Regions from separate parts of the Homo sapiens genome. Here region 2 is linked to region 1. A link is a loop called in an ENCODE intact Hi-C map of the cell type or tissue named here. Cell type or tissue: ascending aorta. All regions are shown on one strand. Links, peaks and the distances in the headings refer to the core of each region. The heading gives the core; the rest is flanking DNA.

The links. Hi-C counts contacts between places; a loop is a spot of excess contacts. Peaks named below come from ENCODE experiments on the same cell type or tissue, not always from the same donor. Only the 100,000 strongest peaks of a DNase experiment are listed, where the experiment ranks them.
Region 2: a loop joins it to region 1, with 4 times the contacts of the local background. A loop is called at or near these places in 31 of 110 quality-filtered maps.

Annotation. Positions count from the first base shown.
Region 1 is chr1:220,526,494-220,529,400 of GRCh38, reverse strand. It overlaps MARK1 (microtubule affinity regulating kinase 1), which reads right to left and starts at 1,265. Exons shown (of 18, transcript NM_018650.5): 1 at 528-1,265. The coding sequence starts at 578. RefSeq lists a silencer at 902-1,201. In ascending aorta, for the core only: no CTCF peak of the experiment used is centred there; DNase peaks (open chromatin) are centred at 870, 1,380 and 1,970; H3K4me3 peaks cover 1,968 bases; H3K27ac peaks cover 1,962 bases.
Region 2 is chr1:220,294,991-220,297,897 of GRCh38, reverse strand. No RefSeq gene overlaps it. Among named protein-coding and RNA genes, the nearest start is that of RAB3GAP2, 24 kb to the right of the region's middle. In ascending aorta, for the core only: a CTCF peak has its summit at 1,472 (motif pointing left); no DNase peak of the experiment used is centred there.

The sequences.
Region 1 (2,907 bases), core at 276-2,775:
CCCATCCTTCTCGCTTTGGTGCCCATGACCCAAAATGTGGACACAATGTTACAAAAAGCAAAGTCATGGGGCAATGCGGGGGGAGGAGGGGAGAGTGCAAAGGATTGAAAGATCCAGAAAAGCAAGAGTGTGAGAGGTAGCCGGCTCGTCTGCTATTGTAAAGCAAGCATTCATTCGGGTGGGGGCACAGAATGCAGAGGTAGAAATAAAGCAATCCTGACTGCCCACTCTGCCATCCCATTCTGCTTCTCTGCCCTCCATCACCCCATCCGCCCCTGGAGGACCACCTCCGAGCGAGAGGGCGCCACTTACGGTTCCCTACCCTCACCCTTGAGGGGAAACAAGCGAAATGGGGTTGGAATGAAGAATAGGGCTGAGCAGTGGGTGAGGGTCACGCCGGGCTCCAGGTGGAGACCCTGCCGCGGGTGGCCGCGCCGAGGCACGGGGGACGGCCCAAGCGCGGGTGAAGTGGGGATCAGAGGAGGGTCTCGCCCCCACTGCTCCCGAGGGAGGCTCCGGTTACTCACATTTTCCGTGTCCCGCTCGTTCACCGTCGGCAATGGCGTCCGGGCCGACATTTTGTGCGGGCAGCGGGGTCTGGCCGGGGTCTCGCCGGCCGGGCTGTGGTGCGGGCCCCGGGGGGCGACAGGAAAGGGGTGCGGACGCGAGCACAAGGCCGGGGCGAGCGGCTCCCGCAGGCCGCGGGGCGGTGCAACAAGCGGCCCCGGCGGGGGAAAGAGGGAAGAGGACGCGGAGGAAGAGGAGGGGGAGCCGCTTCCCGCGGCGGCGCCGCCGGGGTATGCGGACAGTAACGAGGGAGGGCTTCGGGCGAGGCGGTTGCCCGGCGCTGGCGGGGCGGCGAGGCTGGCAGGATGAGGCGTGGAAGGGGAGCCGGGAGGCGGTGGCGAGCCCCGCTAGGCTCTCCGGACCATGGGTGAAGGTGAAGCCGGTGCCTCAAATCACTGCCTGGCTCGTCCTGGCGAGCGCCTGGGCGTCAGGAACCGCGGCCCTGACAGCGTCACCCGCGCCGCGCCCCGTTCTCCGCCTCAGGTGTACGGCGCCGCCCGACCCAGCCGCATCCACGCGCCCGGGGCCCAGCGGCGGCGGCGCCCGATCCCCCGGCGCGAATGTCTCGGCTCGGTCCGCGCGGTCACAGCCACCGCCGCCGCCGCGCCTCAGTCAGGAGGAGCGGCCCGAGCCGGCTGCGCGCGGAGCAGCGGGCGCGGCACGCAGCGCCCAGAGGCACTTGGCGGCCGCCGCCGGGTGGGCGGGCGCCAGCCGAGGGGGCCTCTCCATTCATTCCCTCATTAGGGATGCGGGGCCGCCTCCTCCTCCTCCTCCTCCTCCTTTTTCTCCTCCTCCTCCTCCCGCGCTCTCTTGCCCGCCTGTCCCTGTGTTTATTTTTGTTTCGTGCCCCACCCGCAGAGTTTACGGTCGTCTAAGAGCCTCTGGTGGTTTTATTTTTATTCGTGTTTGGTTTTTGCCGGGTTGAGGGTGAGAGAGAGCTGATGTGAATCAGTGGCTTTTTTTTTTCTTTTTCTTTCTTTCTGTTTTTGTTTGTTTGTTTGTTTGTTTGTCCGTTTCATTGGAGAAGAATTGGATTCAATCCTACCCTGGATCCTACCCCTCCTTTTCTCCTACCTCGGGACTTTTACCATTCTTAAATTCTACTCCTCCTCCCCCGTTTCCACGCTTTCTCAATCCCTATCCTCGCCTGAGCCCTCTGTCAGTCTCCTTCTCTAGGGAGCCGTTAGGTTCAGGGTCACCCTCAGAGTTTGGCAAAAAGCACAGAAGCCCCTAGAAGCGCCAGCAGCCTAGGGAGGCGGCTGGAGACTCAGTACAAGTGGGTCTCAGCCCCCGACGGCGCGGCCTCTTCGGGAATGGGGCCGGCGGAAGACGTCTCGCTCTGGGCGCCCTGCAGCACCCTCGGAGTGGGTGAGACCCGCGAGTCACAACATCTACACTGGCTGATCGTCACTTCCTGGGACACAAGGAAGTGTCACTTAGGCGAGCCTGTTTAGGGAGGATGGAGAGCTGTGTCTGATTTGGGCCCTGTCCTCCCTCTTCCAGGTGGCTTCCTCACACTTCCACCCACCTGCCTCAAGACATCCTGTAGGCACCCGCGTCTGTAGTGCATTGTCCAGGACCCATTCGCCTTTTATAAGCAAGGCTGCATTTTTTTTTAATCTCATTTGAGAGCTTACATTTTGCACATTCAGCCTGTAGAACGAAAACCTTATCGTCTCTCTATTCTTCTTTGCAACATTTCTTTTTCACTTCCTTTCATGGATGGGCAGGAAGACAAAAGGAATGAAAGATAGGAGCGGATACATTGATTTTCTGAGCTGCTTCAGTATGCCTCCAGTGGAATTCTTATAATGGTGGGAAATTTCTCGTCTCTTCTGAATTTCCTCCATTTGAAAGAAGAATCCCTGAACCAGATGGTTTTTATCCTGACTCATTAAAGGTTGTTTCTGAAAAGTTAACACTTGACCCTTGAAGCATGGGTCCAAAAGACCTGAAAATAGCAAACACAAAAATCCTTTGAGGAAAGAAGCAATTCTCACCCAGTCTATATTCACTTCTAGAACACCATCTGTGTACTTATTTCTTTAGCATTTTCTCTTGTAACCACTTACCAATTTCACAAAGCAAATGAAAAAAAAAAAAAAAACAAGATCCCTTTGGTGGTCATCACCACTTCTCAAACAGAATTTAGGCAGCGGAACTGCAATGCTGCCTCCTGAACTATGATGTGTTACTGAGAATGTCAAGCATTTACGTGCCCTCTGCAGAAAATCCTGAATCACCAAGATACATTGAAGTTGCAAGGGCATAATCCTGTATTTTTCTGGTTATTTTCTGGTTAACTATTGCGACGGCTGCCTGTAGGGGCTGCCATCACAG
Region 2 (2,907 bases), core at 102-2,601, 230 kb after region 1:
GTGAGGAAATACAAAAAGCTGATCACTAGTCACCCATGAGGTTTATACTGAAAGACTGACTTCAGGCTTATCCATCCTTAGTTTAGGGTCAGAGGAAAGGCGATATTACCCTACACCCACAGTGACTACAGACAAACTGTTAACCTAAAACAGGGGGTATTTTTTGGTATGTTTGGCCTCTAGAATTTCTCATCAAAATTCTTCATTGTGAATGATAAAAATCTAATTCCAACTATCTTTAAACAAAAGAAAGGAATTGATAGGCCCATGTAGCCAGGCATAATAAAGTAGGGTAACTTGAAGAACCTGAAAAAAGATGTTGGCTCCAGGGCTGAAGAATTGGGATCATGATTCAATTCTACATCCAGCTTTTCTCTCTGAGTCTCTGCTTAACTCTCTGATCTGCTCCTATAGCAGGTCTTCTTTGTTTGGTTACAAAGATAGTCACAGTCTTCTAACTTCATATCCTTATGGTACCATGACCCCGAGAAAACACCACTGCTTCTCTTGTTTTTAAACTCAGAAATCTCAGGGAAGGACTTTAATAAAGTCAGCTTGAGTTTTTACCTTCCCCTGAACCATTACTAAGTGGGAAGGAATGGAGAGCTGTGATTAGCCAGACCTGAAACTGGCCCCTGCCTCTGCAAAGGGAGTGAGGAGGAGGGAAGGCAGTTACCAGAATAAAGGGTGATGAGAAAGCTTGCTTGGATGACAAAAAGACAATAGCTAGCAACGTCCATTACATCTTGTTTTCCACAAGTGGTGGAATTGAGCATAATTTCCATTACCTCTTGCTATTCCTCCCTTTAGCCCACACACATATGTGTGGCTATGGACCATTCATAAATCAATGTGGATAATTGCATTGGTGGTCCAAGGAATTCTTGGTGAGTTAATCAGACTTGTCAAAATTGATCCATAGCTGGCTGGGTGTGGTGGCTCATGCCTGTAATCCCAGCACTTTAGGAGGTCGAGGCTGGCGGATCACTTGAGGTCAGGAGTTGGAGACCAGCCTGGCCAACATGGTGAAACCCTGTCTTTACTAAAAATACAAAAATTAGCCGGGCATGGTGGCAGATCCTTGTAATCACAGTTACTTGTGAGGCTGAGGCATGAGAATCACCTGAACCTGGGAAGCAGAGGCTGCAGTGAGCTGAGATCATGCCACTGCACTCCAGCCTGGGCAATAGAGCAAGACTCAGTCTCAAAAAAAAAAAAAATTTGATCCATATCCGTAGACCAGACCCTGCAAGAGTCCTCCAAGGACTGCAGGGCAGGAGGCAGGCAGTATGCTGGAGGAGAAAGCACAAGATCTGGGGTCTAGGCCTAGTTTTGTCACTGACCAAGTCTGTAGCCTTAGGGACTTGTTTAGAAAATGGGAGAAGGTGGCCCAGGAAGTCATTAAGATCCATCTAACCCTAATATCCTACAGGTGCAATTCAGGCGCAGCAGCAGAGCAGGTCACTGCCCCCTCTAGTGGTTCATTTAAAGCAGGGAAGGAGCTCAGGTAGTCTCAATTTCTCATCAAAAGGAGGAATAACTTCTCCACAGAGCCTGACAGGCACATTCCCAAGGAACGAAGTTAAAAGGCAAAGTTCTGAGGGCAGAAGGACTCCACTGCCTTATCAGTCCAAGCCCTGGAGAAGTGCTAAAAATAGGAAACTGCTCTCCAAAATGGAAATGTGTAGCCACCCTGACATCTAGTCCCCAAGACATCATGGGTTCAACCAGTAGGTGGTAGGAATTGGAAAGTGACAGTAGGGAAAAAAAAAAAACAACAACAAAACAAAACAAAAAAACACCAGTTTGGAAAGGATGTAAATCACTGTGTACAGTAGAGGATGAGAAAAAGAGGGAGACTAGCCTCAAAAATGCTATTGATCAAAACTCATTTATTCTGGAAATGTTTACTGAGCATCTATTGTGTCCTAGGCATTGATTATAAATAATAGCACTGAGAATAAGAGGATGTTACAGACTTCCTGGGGGTCTTATTCCAGTACAGAACACAAACATTACATAAATAAAAGTATAGTAAGTGCTATAAAGTGGAAACCTAAACCTAAGGTGTTCTCTGAACTCATAATAGGGGGCCCAGACCTTAGCTCCGGTATCAGAGAAGGTATCCCTGAGGAACTGATCTCTAAGCTGAATTATGTGAGTACTAGGGGGTACCAGGTCAGTTGTGTGGGGTAGACAGTAAAGACAACAAACTGTATGCACATTGTTTGTGAGAAATAATTTAAATTTTTTGAAAACATTATTTAGGCTTGGCGCAGTGGCTCACACCTGTAATCCCCCCACTTTGGGAGGCCGAGGTGGGCAGATCACTTGAGGTCAGGAGTTCGAGATCAGCCAGGCCAACATGGTGACACCCTGACTCTACTAAAAATACAAAAATTAGTTAGGTTTGGTGGCGGGTGCCTGTAGTCCCAGATGCTCAGGAGGCTGAGGCAGGGAGAACTGCTTAAACCCAGGAGGCGGAGGTTGCAGTGAGCCGAGATAGTGCCACTGCACTCCAGCCTAGGCAACAGAGTGAGACTCCGTCTCAAAAAAAAATAAAAAAAAAAATAAATAAATAATAAATGATTATTACATGCTATGCTCTGGGGATGCAAAGATGAATAAAATGCAAAGTTCTTGCCCTCACAGATAGCAATCTATGAATCACAGAGGAGAGGGTTTGGAGCCAATAATAGCTGTATTCCCAGAAGTCTGTGGTTGCAAATTGAGGATGGTTATGATTTTACTAGAAATGTTGGAGGATATAAAAGGTGAACCTTTTCTTAATAAACACCACACTTCAGGGACTTAGACCTTTCTGGACATGCATTTTGACAGAGTGCACGCCTGCAACAGCTGAGGAAGGGAGGCAGCCTGTGTTCTCAAGTGCCGCGTCCCAGCATC